2 separate regions of the Homo sapiens genome follow, and region 2 is linked to region 1. The links are chromatin contacts, found by Hi-C in ENCODE. All regions are on one chromosome and are shown on one strand. The core of a region is the stretch at or near the end of the contact, and the rest is flanking DNA. Distances in the headings are between cores, read along the strand shown.

Evidence for each region. Hi-C counts contacts between places; a loop is a spot of excess contacts on that map. Pooled maps may share reads with other maps.
Region 2: a loop to region 1 is called in a pooled map, with 32 times the contacts of the local background. The contact joins the promoter of FGR here to the enhancer-like site in region 1. A Hi-C loop is called at or near these places in 2 of 37 single-sample maps with no recorded cell type and 5 of 50 pooled maps.

The regions. Positions count from the first base shown.
Region 1 is chr1:25,017,835-25,025,307 of GRCh38, reverse strand. MIR4425 (microRNA 4425) reads right to left here and starts at 1,805; the gene lies at 1,722-1,805. RefSeq lists enhancers at 4,175-4,703, 4,962-5,858, 5,816-5,975, 6,016-6,085, 6,176-6,285 and 5 more. Within about 2 kb of position 5,768, at least 3 of the 41 ENCODE cell types and tissues checked have a DNase peak (open chromatin) inside an H3K27ac peak, as active enhancers do.
Region 2 is chr1:27,632,960-27,639,997 of GRCh38, reverse strand. It overlaps FGR (FGR proto-oncogene, Src family tyrosine kinase), which reads left to right and starts at 4,813. Exons shown (of 13, transcript NM_005248.3): 1 at 4,813-4,933. RefSeq lists an enhancer at 2,630-2,689 and a silencer at 5,688-5,737.

The DNA of each region.
Region 1 (7,473 bases), core at 4,519-7,018:
GCAGGGTAAGCCCTGGAGGGAGGAGGAGGGCATGAGAAGCAGTCTGAGGACACCGGTGTCCAGGGTGGCCCTCCTTCTCCCCACTCCCCCCAGGCCCCGTGCAGCGGCCCAGCCTCTCTCTTGCCATCCTTTGGCTTCCTGCCCTCAGTTTCCCCCTCGTGCCTCCCTGGCCCGTGCTGCCTCTTGCTAGGCCTCTAGGGCAACCAGGAGAACCCCACAGAAGAGGCAGCAGTGATGGCAGGTGGTGGGCACCGAAGCCCAAGCCCCTCAACCGTCCTCAGAGCATTTGATGTCAGAAGGCAGTATTTGTTTCCAAGGCCAGCTGCACTGCTGCTTGGTGTGCCCCTGCTCCTCTGCATGATTCCTACCTGGCGTGGCTGCTGCTGTGGCTTCTTCCGTGGTCATCTATCCTTTCCCCCCTTGCTGGCCTGGCTGCACCCCCTGAACACTGCATTGCCCCTGTTGGCGTGGCTGCTGCAGCCACTGTAGCCCTTATGTGGGCAGAAACGGCAGCGCCTTTGCTGGCATGGCTGGTCTGTGGTCAGATAAGCTGCTCCCCACCCACCCTGGCATGGCCACTGGGAAGCACGCTGTGGTCCACTGATGGCCTCTGCTGCCAGGATCCAGGTCTGAGGCCACAGCTGTCTGCATCAATGGCAGTGCTCGAGGCACTCACTGGACATCTCTAGATGGCGGCTGCTGTTCCTTCAATGGGGGCAGCCCAGCCTCACTTTGAAGTCCATCACTCAAGGGACCCCAGCTCCTCCAAGACCCTGGACCCCCAAGACTCTCTGTGCCCACCTCTTCCCAGAACCTCTCTCTGGCCCTGGTGATCTTTCGACTCCCAAGGATGGAGCTGAGTGGTCCTTTCTTACGGGACTTCAGGGTAGCAGAGAGTGGCAGCAGGACAGGGGACCTTCCTCCCTGCTCCCATAATGCTCCAAGGCCATCACAAATAGCCCGGGATCTCCAATAGCCCGTGGCACAGCTGCCCTGGGAGAGTAGGCTACTCTGAGACCGCCTGTCTCCCCCAAACCCTCATCAGGCAGCAGTTTCAAGGCCTGTGTTCTCCAGGGGGCATCAAAGGGATTTCTGTATAATGACAGAGAAGCTTCTGGAAAATTTTCATGGCCATTGGTGCTCCAGGCTTCTCCCAGCCTCTGGCCACCTTGGTGGTACTTATTCAGTCCACAAACCTTGGGGACCTACTGTGTGCCAGAGACTGTGCTTGCCGTGGGGATGGGGCAATGGGAGGCCAGACCCATCTCTACCCTGGGGACACTCACAGTCTGGGTGAGGACACAGGCGGAAACAGTGATTTAGCTGCCGTGGTAGTGAGTACACAGAGACTCGCTGTGCGTCACCAGGGTACCTGACAGAGACAATCCTGGAAAGTTCCTGGAGGAAGTGACCTTCCAGCCCATCTCTGAGCCTTGGGGAGGATATAGTCAGGCAATTGGGGAAGGGTCAGTGCTTCAGGCAGGGGAAGAGCATGTGCAAAGCCTCTGAACAGAAGGGGCATGCCCTTTATAGCCTTGAGTCCAAATCCTTATTAGTTACGTTTGCCAGGGACAGGTTGGCACAGTGGCTAAAGGCTGGGGCTCTGGCATCACATGGCCTAGGTTTGAATCTCACTTTGCTGCTTACTAACTATGAGACAATGTATAAATTACTTGACCCCCTCCCCATCCTTCAGTTTCTTCATCTGTAAAATGGGAATATTACTTTACACGAATGGTCCTGCTGAATCCCAACAACACTTCGCAAAGCTGTTGGGATTCAATGGGACCATTCATGTAAAGCACTTAGCACACAATAAATGCTCAATAAATCTTACCACGAATCTCACCTACTGAGCATCTGTGTGTGTTCCGCAGTTTATCTTCACACAGATCTGTGAAGCTTGGACCCACTGCTCCATTTCATAGATAAGAAGACTGAGGGTTAGAGGACTGAATAAGGTGGAGATCGACTGAGGTTTTGGAGGAATCAGGGAGGCTTCTTGGAGGAGGTGGTGGCTGAGCTGGGTGTTGAGAATGGCCACCCCTGCCCCACCCACCAGTCAGGAAGGCTCACTCTAAGCAGAGTATTTCAGCTTCAGGGGCTCCACTGGTCCCGGGCTCCCTGGGTCTGGGGATGGAACAAAAGGGCTGCCCTGGGCACTCCCAAGGCCTCCCAGGAGTCTCAGCAGGGAAGGCCCCATCGGGCCAGGTTCTCAGGCTACAGAGCCTCCAGCGAGCATCAAACAACAAAAAGGCTTTTCTCACTCTGGATGAGTCACCAGAGCGAGCAGACGCCCCGTCCCTGTGCTGAAGAAGATGAAACCACACATCTGAAGAAGTTTCCCACGCCACCACTTGCTTTAAATAGCTGCAGAGAGAAGTGGAGGAGGGAGGGAAGGGGAGAGGGGGTAGGGAAGCAGGGCTGTCCGCACCAGGACCTGGCTGGGGTCTCCCCCATACCCCAGGACCCTGACACGCACCCCTTGAAGCAGGTTGTTGATGAGAACTCAGGCCCCATGGGTGCCAGGGGAGCCCAGCAGAGGCCCAGAGCCCACGGTGGGCCAGGGCACAGCAGACAGATAGGCAGACAGCAGGAGACACATCCAGCTGGGCCGTGGGGTGCACACCCCTGTGTCAGGGTGCAGGCCCAGGAAGGGGGAAGTTGACCTCACTGTGCACCCCGGTGCAGCCTCTAGGCCCCCAGCCAAGCTTCCTCGCAGGTCACCTGACACCCCTGAGTGCTCTGGCTGTGCCCCCCTGCCTGGCTAGGTTCGTGACTGAGCCCTGGGCGGCATTTCCGGAGGCAGGCCGGGAGCTGGGGCTGCTTACGCACTTGCTGTCCCCCCCCGCCTCCAGCAGGGCCGGGTGAGAAGAGAGCCCCCCATCCCCCCCTTCCCGTAAATGAGCTCACCCCCACCCCAGGGCCTCACAGGGATTCTAAGAAGTGGAAGCCAGGCACCTGCTCCTCGCCCACAGCAGGGGGTGGGGGTGGGGTAGGAGGGGGAGGGGCAAGGGAGAGGCCAGGGGTCCTCATAACCCCTCAGCTCAGCCCTCAGGCCTAGGCCAGGGTTCAGGGGCGGCCCCAGGGGTTGGTAAATATTCTTTCCCTTAGGTGTGGAAGAATGCCCTCTCTGTTGTCCATGCGAGAGCAGTGCAGTTCAGGATGCCTCCATGGCCCGGGCCCATTTTTCAGAAGGCAAACTAAGGGAATCCCAGAGATGCCTTGGAGGCCAGTCTGGTTCCCTCCCACGCTGGGAGTAAGATCACCTCCTGGATGTTCGGGCAGCCCTTGGTGACCATCAGTGGCTCACTAAATATCTGCCTTTGGAGACCCTCTAAGCCAAGGCCCAGAGAGGGCAGTGATTTGTCCAAGGTCACACAGCAGGCCGGGGGAGGTCCAGGCATACCTCTAGGTGAGTCCATACCCTGCCCAACCCACCAGTACTGCCAGCAAACATTCATTTGGCATCTACTGGATCCTTTGCAGGGACATGGGATTAAATAAGACAGCATCCCACCGACGGGGTCCAAAAAATAATCATGAGCAGTCGCCAGAACCTGGGCCAGGGGATCTCAGTGCTGCCTTCTCATCCAGGTCTCGAGGCTTTGAAAAAATACAGATTCCAGGGCTCCAGCCCTGAGATTAGGATTCAGCAGACTGGGAAGGAGCCCAGGAACCTGCATTTTATAAAGTTCCTCTAGTTGATCTGATGGATTGAGAAGCTTGGAACAGACTGTAAGCAAATTGAGGGCAGGGGCTGCCCCGAAGGAGGGGAGGGGTTTTCCAAGGGCTTCCAGTGAGAGACACACACCCCAGCCTTCCCCTCCCACACCAACCTCTGCCTGTACACAGGGCCCAGCCCAAAGAGGCTTCCAGGAACGAGGCACTGACAAGAATAGTTCCAAGAGGCTGAATGACGGCCCCCGCCTCTCTCTGCTCTCCCCACTCCCGAGTTCACATGCAGGACAGGGTGGCCATGCTCCAGGCAGCCAACGAGGTGGGCGATCCCACTGTGGACGGCTCTGCCTGGTGTTAGGGCCCTGGCCTGTGCCCTCCGTCCCCCGTCTGCACCCTCCCTGAGGTCCCTGCGGCCCAGGCTGGGTGGCTCCAGGCCTCCGTAGGCTGTAGGTCCTGGGGTGAGGGGGAGTCTCTTGTCTGTCCAGAGAGTATGAGGCTGGGAAAGGCGGGGGTGCTAGGACCTGCAGCTAAGGTGTGTGCGGGCTCGCTTCCTGGTACTCGAGGAGTTTGGTGCTCCCGGGCCTGGTAGCGTGGGAAGCAACATGGAGGCCCTGGGCTGGGCTGTCCCTGTGTGCCTGGCAGAGCATCCAGCCAGGACCAGGCTCAGTGAGGACTCATGGACCGACTGATCTGGGGATGTGGGTGGCAGAAGCTGCCCCCTCCCTGTCTCTAACGCAGTGCCCAGCTCGGCCACCTCACGAGGCCACTGTCCTCTCAGACTCCATGTCTGCTTCTGTGCAATGGGCAGCAGGGGTGGGAAGAGAAAGGCTTGTCCAGGGCCACAGTGGGGCTAGAGGGAGCAGCCAGGCCCCTCAGCAGGCCTGCTCCTAGCGCCAGGGGCCACATCCCCACAGCCTCCGCTTTTGCAGAGGGCAGGGGAGACAGAAGTCACCGAGAGGAAGTAGAGAGCCCTCCCCAGACCCATCTGAGTGGGGCTGCCAATCGCCGGCTCTGGAGCTTCGAGCAGGGCATGGTGCCACGCCTCTCAGAACCCCATTTTCTCATCTGTGCAGCAGAGACCCCCCGACTCCAGAGGGCTGCTTTGAGGGTTAAATGAGCAAAATCTCGTGAATGTGTGAGGAATAGTCATTATTTCGATAGGCGTGATTGACATTTTTCTCACTAGAGTGTGAGTTCCAGGGGCAGGGGTTGTGCCTGACATTGGTAGGTGCTCAGTTGGTTTGTGGAGTGAATAAACGAGTGTAGAGGGAGCCGTTCTCTTGGCCTGTGCTGGAGGCTTCCTGGGGCCTTGTTCAGCACATGTGTGTGCTCACGTTTGTGTGCACCCATGTGTGTAGGCATGCATGTGCATGTGTATGTGCAGGCATGTATGTGTGTGCACGTGTGTGTAGGCATGTATGTGAATATGTGTGTGCAGGTATGTATGTGTGTGCAGATGTGTGCATGCAAGAATGTATGTGTGTATGCATGTGTGTAGGCATGTATGTGAATGTGTGTGTGCAGGCATGTATGTGTGTGTAGGTGTGTGTATGCAGGTAGGTATGTGTGTGCATGTGTGTGTGGGCATGTATGTGAATGTGTGTGTGCAGGCATGTATGTGTGCGTGTGCAGGCATGTATGTGTGTGTGCAGGTGTGTGTGCGCGCAGGTGTGTGTGCAGGCATGTGTGTGTCCGGGCATGTACGTGTGTGTCCAGGCATGTATGCGTGTGTGCAGGTGTGTGTGTGCACAGGCATGTAGGTGTGTGTGTGTGGGCATGTATGCATGTGTGCAGGGGTGTGTGTGTGTGCAGGCATGTGTATGTGTGCAGGTGTGTGTGTGTGCAGGCATGTATGTGCGGGAGTGTGTGTGCACGCATCCACATGCCTGCACACTCCTGCATGCGGGTCTGGCCCCGGTGTGGAAATGTGGGTCTGTGCATGGCCTGTCTGGGTCTGTGTTTTGCATATGGGTCTGGCATGTGGCCATTTGCATGTACTTCTCAGTCTGTGGGCCTATAGCTATGAGTGTGCTCACCCCACAGGTGTCCAGGCTTGGTCCGGAGTGAGGGTGTCTGATTATTGGTGTATGGCGGGTATGGGAGGTTGCCTCCTGCTCTCCTGACTCCCTCTCCCCAACCAGGACTCCAAGTTGTGAGCCCGCCTGGGAGTGCCAGACTATGTAAAACAGAGACCAGGCCCAGGGAAGCCCCTGCAGAGTGGCCCCTGGGGACTTCCAGGCCCCTCCTCCCTGGATGCCCCTCCCCTCAGTAAAGCCTTCTGCCCCTTCCAAAGTCTCATGACTCTCCACTCAGGGGCTTCCTCTCATATCTGGGGGCTGCACACAGTGCCCAGATTTCCCTGTCTGCCCTCTCTCCCACCACTGCTTTCAGCCCCTCTTGCAATGCCAGGCCTGGCGTCTCCCTCCTTCCTTTCTGAGGCCCCCGCTTCACTTCTGCACAGTTCCCCCAGCTGCTTTTGTGAGCTCCACTGTGCGCCAGCTCCTGGGCCCTGGCCCTTCGCCTGCATCATGGTTACCACTGAGAGAGCTTCTAGCTGAAGCCCCATTTTACCAATGAGGAAACTGAAGCTCAGAGAAGTTAAGGAACTTGTTCGAGGTCACACAGCAAGTGAGTGAGAATCAGACACAAACAAGACTCCAAATCCAGGTCTCTTTCTCATACAGCCACACCACCACCATGCTTCAAGTCATATCAATGACTGAGCCTCACTGGGAGGACCGTGTAAACCCCTTCCCCAGATGGACCCCAGGGGTTCAGGCACCTCCCATATCCATGGCTCATAGGATGAAGGCTCCTGGCTCTGGAAAAGGCCTCCTGGCCTCCTTGTGGAGGAACTCAGGCTCACCCTCTGCTCCTGGCGGAGCCATGTTTGGGCCTGGAAACCTCCAAGCCTACCCCAGTTGGGCCAACTTGAAGCCCCCAGGTCTTCTCAATGCCACATAGCACTTGCCTGGCGGGCCCCATGGAGAGGTCAGAATCCCCTTCGGCAGGGTCATTACTGTTTCCCCAGAACACGCTTCCATTTGGCAAGGACACGTGTGTTGGGGGAGCCATGTGGCTTTGATTTAAATTTCACCCTGGAAAAACGATGGTTTGGATTAAGGGAAGAAACAGTTGGTGAAATGTCATGGAAAGAAAGGAGGGGAGAACAGGGAACCTTTGTAGCAAGAGCAGCCCCCAAACTTTCAAACCCACATTCCAGAGGTTTCTGAAGGCCTGCCATGCAGACCTGACCTCCTACCCCAGCATGCTCCTGTCCTCTTCAGTAGCAGTGAGGTGTCCTCAGGAGATATCCCACTGGTCCTGCTCCCTCCTCTTACAGAAGCTGAAACAGAGGCTCAGGGAAGGGTGGCGACCTGCCTGGGGCTATGATGAGTTCTGGTGGCTCATGGAGCTCAAAGGAGGCTAGGGGTGGGGTGAGAAGAGGGACATGAGGCTCTGCTTTCCCCCACTCTGTTGGCACGGGGCTTGACCTCTCTAGGCCTCAGTGTCCCCAATGAGAAAGGGAAGAAAAAGGAATTACAGTATTTTCAATCTCCACTGGAGCTGAGCGAAGCCCAGGAGCCCTGTGGAAGGCCAGTGTGCTTGGCTCTGACTTCCTGACCCTTTGCTTATGCTGGGCTTGGCTCTGACAGCATCCCACGCGTGGCCTGCGCTGAGTTCCCAACACCCACAGTCCCCACCCTACAGACAGCAGACTGAGGCTCCTAGAGGCTAGGAAACTTACAAGGCTCCAAGAGGCTAGGAAACTTACGAGGCCCCTTGGCTAGG
Region 2 (7,038 bases), core at 3,564-6,063, 2.6 Mb before region 1:
CTGCATAGCAAGCAGTTTTCTCCTCCACATTTAGAAGGTAAGGGAGGTCGGGCGCAGTGGCTCACGCCTATAATCCCAACACTTTGGGAGGCCGAGGCAGGTGGATCACCTAAGGTTGGGACTTCGAGACCAGCCTGACCAACATGGAGAAACCCTGTCTCTACTAAAAATACAAAATTACTGCACTCCAGCCTGGGCGACAGAGTGAGACTCCATCTCAAAAAAAAAAAAAATACAAAATTAGGCAGGCGTGGTGGCGCATGCCTGTAATCCCAGCTACTCGGGAGGCTGAGGCAGGAGAATCGCTTGAATCTGGGAGGAGGAGATTGCGGTGAGCTGAGATCGTGCCATTGCACTCCAGCCTAGGCAACAAGAGCGAAACTCTGTCTCAAAAAAAAAAAAAAAAAAAAAAGAAGGTAATGGTTAGATTCCTGCAGGCCTGGGTTTTCCAGGCAGGTACACTGGAGGGAGAGGGAGGGAGAGGGAGGCCGGACAGTGCCAGGTCTTTGCAACGAATGACCATAAGGACTGACAGCAGAATCTAGGCTGGTTGAAAGCAGGAGTGAGAAGAGGAGGAGAGTGATGGCTAGCTGGGAAATGGATGAGAGAGGTCTCATTGGGCTTGCTGGGCTTTGATTTTTGATTTTGGTATCAGTTTTTAGAATTGTTTTATTTATTTATTTAGAGACAGGGTCTTGCTCTGTCACCCAGCCTAGAGTGCAGTGGTACAACCATGGCTCACTGCAGCCTCGAACTCCTGGGCTGCCCAGGCTGGTCTCGAACTCCTGGCTTCAAGTGATCCTCCTGTCTCAGCCTCCCAAAGTTCTGGGATTACAGGTGTGAGCCACCATACCTGACTTAGAATTGTTTTCAAGGAGCTTGTGAATACATGGGCTGAAAGGATAGGAAACTGTGGTCAGAGAGTTGAGGTTTAATTGAATGAATGAATGAATGAATGAATGATAGTGAACACTTATGTGGTATTTACTATGTGCCAAACACTCCTCTAACAGCTCACTGATTTCTCTCAAGACTTCTGTGAGGTGAGGTCTACTAAATTTCCATTTTACATATGAGGAAACTGAGGTACAGAAAGGTGAAATAACTTGGGCAGGGCGCGGTGGCCCACACCTATAATCCCAGCACTTTGGGAGGCCAAGGCAGGTGGATCAGTTGAGGTCAGGAGTTTGAGACCAGCCTGGCCAACAGAGCGAAACCCTGTCTCTACTAAAAATACAAAAATTAGCTGGGTGTGGTGGCTCACGCCTGTAATCCCAGACACTCAAGAGGCTGAGGCAGGAGAATCGCTTGAACCTGGGAGTTACAGTGAGCCAAGATCACATCACTGCACTCCAGCCTGGGAGACAGAGCAAGACTCTGTCTAAAAAAAAAAAAAAAAAAAAAAGGTGAAATAACTTGTCCAAGGTCAGAGTTGGTCTGCAAACCAGGCAGCCTGGGCCCAGAGTCTGTGTTCCTAATCAAGGTTATTCTGAAAGGATGAATGAGGGCATAGAATCCACTTTGCTCGTCCTAAGAAGTGCCAGCTGTCTCCTGACCTCAGATTGGGTCAGAGCCCTAATCTGGTTTAGAGAGGTCCAGAGACAAAAAACAATGAACACAGAAATATATAATTCCAGATTGTGATAGCCATAGAGGAGACAAACTGGATGCTGAGACCGAGAATAAGGAGACCTTCTTAGATGTGGCAGTCAGGGGAGGCTTCCCTGAGGAGACGGCACTTCAATTGAAGAATAAAAAGGAAGCAGTACTGTGAAGAGCAAGAAGAAGAGCATCCTAGGAAGAGGGAACACCATGTAAAAAGACTGTGAGACAAAAATTCAGTGTATTCTAGGAACTGAAAAAGATCCAAATGTGGGTAAAGGGAAAGATGGCTAAAGCTGGGACTGGAGAGGAGGCAGGGGCCAAGCACACAGGGCCTCAGAGGACAAGACAAAGCTGCTGGATTTTATTATTCTTTATTATTATGGTATCGTATGTATTGTATTTTTATTTTTCCAAGCAAAATGAAAGGTAAGGCACTGGGAGATTTTAAGCAAGGGACTAATGTGGCCCAACACATATTTTAAAAAGTAGAAGCAATTTTTTTTTTTGAGACGGAGTCTTGCTTTGTCGCCCAGGCTGAAGTCCAGTGCCGTGATCTCCGCTCACTGCAACCTCCGCCTCCTGGGTTCAAACGATTCTCCTGCCTCAGCCTCCTGAGTAGCTGGGATTACAGGCACCGGCACCACACCCAGCTAATTTTGGTATTTTTAGTAGAGGCGGGGCTTCACCAAATTGGCCAGGCTGGTCTCGATCTCCTGACCTCAAGTGATTCGCCCGCCTCAGCCTCCCAAAACAATGGGATTACAGGCGTCAGCCACCGAGCCCGGCCTGAGAAGCAATGTTGTCATTTTGTTCTTCCATTCATTTGCTTATTCAGTCATCAATTCTTGAATTTCTTCATTCATTCTTTCTTACCTTCCATTATTTAGTTTTTCACTGGGCTTTCCTTTGTTCATCTGTTAATTCCTTTGTCCTTTGGTTGATTCACGTGTTCCTATACACAGAAAGCCTGCTACTGTGTGCTGGGCCTTGTGTGGGTACTGGAGGCATCTACAAGAGCCAGACCCCTGCCCTTGAGGAAAACATATCCCACACACCCATCCCCCAGGAACCAGTGGTGCCCCAGGCAGAAGATGCTGAGGTTCTGCTGGGGGTGTGGAGTGGGTAGAGGCAGCAATCAGGGAAGGCCTCTAGAGCAGATGCTTGTGAGTCAGACCTTGAAGGATGACAGAGCGAGCATGATAGATTGGGGGGATCCCCCAAGAGCAGGGACCAGTCTCTCATCTCTGTGTTCCCTAAGGCTGGCACCTAAGACACAATTATAAACGTTTGCTTGTTTGCTAATTGAACATGTGGGCCGATGGCCAGGCAGGGAGCATTTGATGGCGGAGGTGATGCTGCCCGGCTAGGGTGAAGCCACTCTTCCAGAGACCCTGCACTGCCACTGGCTCCTCTGTCTTCCTCCTCATCCCTCCTCCCATTTCCTAAGAGAAAAGCATTCTTATCTCCATCCCACCACTCTGTTACCCCAGGCACATTGGGCCACACTTGAGCATGTGTACGCATGCACACACACATCCCCACATGCCCCTGCCCATACAAAGAAACACACTTGCCTGCACACCATGGCCTAGTTGTTGATTCCAAAAGCAAAGTCATCATGTCATTGCTTTCTCTCTCTCTCTCTCTCTCACACACACACACACACACACACACTTCTGTGTTTACGCACACTCTCCCTGCCTCTCACCACATCCCAACAGACACATCCTTCTCCACCAAACAGCCCTCCCCACCACACCTCTTCCTCTCCTGGACAGGAGGGATATTCCGGGTTCTTGCTTTAAGGCTGAAGTAACAGTGGTGGGAGTGGGGACTGAACCCCAGATTGAGGAGGGGTCAGGGATCCCTATCAGACAGAGAGACTGGAACTGATAGAGGATGCTACCGTTTCTCTTTTTGTTTTTAAAAATCTTTTTCCACATGTTCTAAGATACTCAGTTTTTCTTCCTTTTTTTTTTTTTTTTTTTTTTTCTTGAGACGGAGTCTCGCTCTGTCGCCCAGGCTGGAGTGCAGTGGCGCCATCTCGGCTCACTGCAAGCTCCGCCTCCCGGGTTCACACCATTCTCCTGCCTCAGCCTCCTGAGTAGCTGAGACTACAGGCGCCCGCCACCACGCCCGGCTAATTTTTTGATTTTTAGTAGAGATGGGCTTTCACTGTGTTAGCCAGGACGGTCTTGATCTCCTAACATCGTGATCCACCCGCCTCGGCCTCCCAAAGTGCTGGGATTACAGGCGTGAGCCGCTGCACCCGGCCTTTTCTTTCTTTTTTTTAAAAAAAGTCATTTTCTGCAACAAAACCCACATTCTTTTTTTGTGTTTTTTTTTTTTAAGGCAGGGTCTTGCTCTGTCACCCAAGGTAGAGTGCAGTAGCTCAATCACAGCTCACTGCAGCCTCGACCTGCCTGACTCGAGGGATCCTTCCACCTCTGCCTCTGCAGTAGCTGGGACCACAGGTGCACACCACCACACCGAGCTAACTTAAGAAAAATTTTTTTTGGTAGAGATGGTGTCTCCCTATGCTGCCTAGGCTGGTCTGGAATTCCTGGGCTCAAGCAATCCTCCCACCCAACCTCCCAAAGTGCTGGGATTACAGGCTGAGCCACTGCCCCCAGCCAGTTACTCAGTTTTTCTAAAACTTGGGTGCCTGGGGGAGGCTGACACCCTTCCCACTCCTCTGAAAGGCAGTTTCCTAAGGGAAGGGTCTTCTGCTGCTCACCACCCTTAACAGCCCTGTGTCCCCAGTGCTCAGCCCCTGAGGAAGGGAAGGCGTGCTGACAGGGTCCATGTGATCCATGTCCAGTGGCTCTGGTGACAGCAGTCTGAAGTCAACTGGCTGTGAGAACTCGAGTAAGGCCAGTCCCGATCTGGTCCTCAGTGATGGAGAAAAGCCCCTCTTAACCTCCAATTCAATGATCCTAAAAGAGCAGGTGCTTCGGGGGTGCTGAAACTGCGCTTTTGGAGGGGGCTTTTGGGAAGGCCGGGCTGGGGACTCAGGTCTGGAGGGTGACAGAGCCGACCTCCCGTAAACCAGGGAGGAGGAAGGTGGGGGCGGGTGGGCCTAGGATCTGGGGGCGCCTCCTCGCTGCGGGGAGCTGGCTTGGGGCTAGGGCGTGACTGTCTCCCTGCCACCATCACCGCCCGCCGGCCGTGACTGCAATAAGAGAAGTCCGAGGCGGCTTCCTCCTCCCTGCCCAGCAGGGGCGGCGGTCAGAGGCGGGCAGCACCCCAGTTCTCCCCGCACGCCGGCACTCGCGGCTGCTGGAGCCCCGGCTGGCTCACCCCGGGGCCGGGCAGAATTGGGCTCCAGGTAAGCGACAGCGTCGGGTGGGGACTGGGCAGGTCAAGCAGTGCCCTCCCCCTCGAGGCTCTGGAGAGAGGACTGGGGGTACACGGGAAGAGAAGCCTGAACCTGGGGGTCGGGGGACACATGAGCAAGGTGACAGCCAAAGGGACCCCAGCCCGAAAAGGCCTAAGGAGGAAAACGGGCGACCTGAAAAGCAAGGCTGATAAACCTGGAGGAGAGGGCGGAGGGGAGCACGGGGGAAGCCGACCAAAGGGACCCCCAAAAAGGTCTAGTGGGTAAAATGGAGGGGACTGATAAGAGTTTAGGAAGGGGGCTGAGGTGGGGGAGAAGGATTAAGGGGAATCCCCAGGACGGTCTGGGGGAGAAACTGAAGGGATCGTGAGAGTGGGACTTTGGGGAGAAGCCGACGGGTCTGATGGGTCCAGGAGAGGGGAAATGGGTGGGGGTGCTGGAGGGAACAGGAGAGGGAGCTGGCGGGAAGGGGGTTGAGGAGAACGACTTCTGGAGGACGGAGAACCTGGGGTGCAATTGCGGGTCCAGGAAGTTCCCCTCTTCCGAGCCGGCCGAAGTCGGGGTGAAGCCCACAGCCCGCAGGGTAACGTTAGCGGCCGCGACCGCGGCCCCGCGACCCTCTCGGCCCGCCCTTGCGGTAGGTTCCGGGCTGCAGGGGACTCCTGCCGGGCGCGCGAGGCGTGGGTCCCCGCTTCCTGGGGAAGTCCCCGCCCTCGGCAGGGACAGGCCTCTCCGGGCGCCCCCTCCGCGCCCGCGGCGGTCTCGGCCCGCGCTCCCCGCTGGATCCGGGAATTGCTGCCGCCCCGACGGAAATCCTGCCTTTGACCGCGAGTGCCCGCAGGGGCTGCCTCCAAGGCAACGAGAGGGCGGGCCGCGCTGGGCCGCCGCGGGGCTCCGGGTGGGCGCAGCCCCCTTTGCTCTCCGCCTTCGCCCCCTTTTGGAATCCTCGGTCTGGTGGGTGGGGGGTGGGCTTCCCGACCGAGGTAGGAGGCGATGCCGCTGTGTTCAGGGATCCTGGGGTGGAGGATCTGCTGTTTGAGAGACCTGGGTTCTTAGCAAGACTGGGCCCTTAATTGCTGTGTGACTGTGGGCAAGTTACAGGGCTTCTCTGGGCCTCACTTTCCTCATCTGAACTATGGTGAGAAATGATCCTTGTGTCCACTCTTCCCCCACGAGAATCAGGTGCAGAAAGCAGTTTTTGCTGAGTGTCCTGAAGGGTTAAGGGCTATCCCTGACTCAGCGAGCCTCCCCTTCACCTTCTCAAAAACATGCAGAGGAGGCCAGCCTGGGCAGCACAGGGAGACCCCCGTCCTGTCTCTACAAAAAAATATAGTTAGCCAGAAGGCTGGAAGTGGTGGCACCTGCTGTAGTCCCAGCTACTCCAGAGGCTGAGGCCGGAGGATCGCTGGAGCCCACGAGTTCAAGGCTGCAGTGAGAGCTCCTGGATGAGAGAGTGAGATTTTGTCTGTAAACAACAACAACAACAAAAAGCATGGAGGGGGACCAGACTGCCCGGCTCTCACTGACAGGGCCTCCAGGGACCAGCACACAGTTGGCGTCTAAATAGTTTATGGCTCTGATGAGAGCCCATACTGGGGAGGTCAGCAGAGTTAAAATCTGTCTCACACCCTCTCTGGTGCTGCATCCAGTTGGCCGCCCCTCGGGTGTGTACTCTCAGGGGCCCTGATGTCCTTGGCATCCTTCCGACTGTGGTGATGATGGGAGAGCAGGACCCTGTTCCCACTTCACAGATGGGAAGATGGAGGTTTGGGAGTTGGCAACCTGCAGGGCCAACAGTAGGGACCAGAATTCCAGGACATCTCGTCTCTGATGTAGCCTGAGCTGAGGCCTGAATCCTTACCTCATCCCTACCAAGTTTCATGTACCCTCCGGGGAGGAGGGTGTGGGGTTTAGGGGCTTCATGACTACTTCCTGTTCCAGTGAGTAGGTGCTCTCACACCCTCCTCCAGTGAGGGTGTGAGTGTTTGTATGTTTTGGGCTCTGAGTGAATGAGCATGAACCCTTGAGCATATGAGTGGATGTTTGGGTGATCTCTGCAGCCACCTGGGGCTGATGTGGCAAAGGAAGTGGCCAGA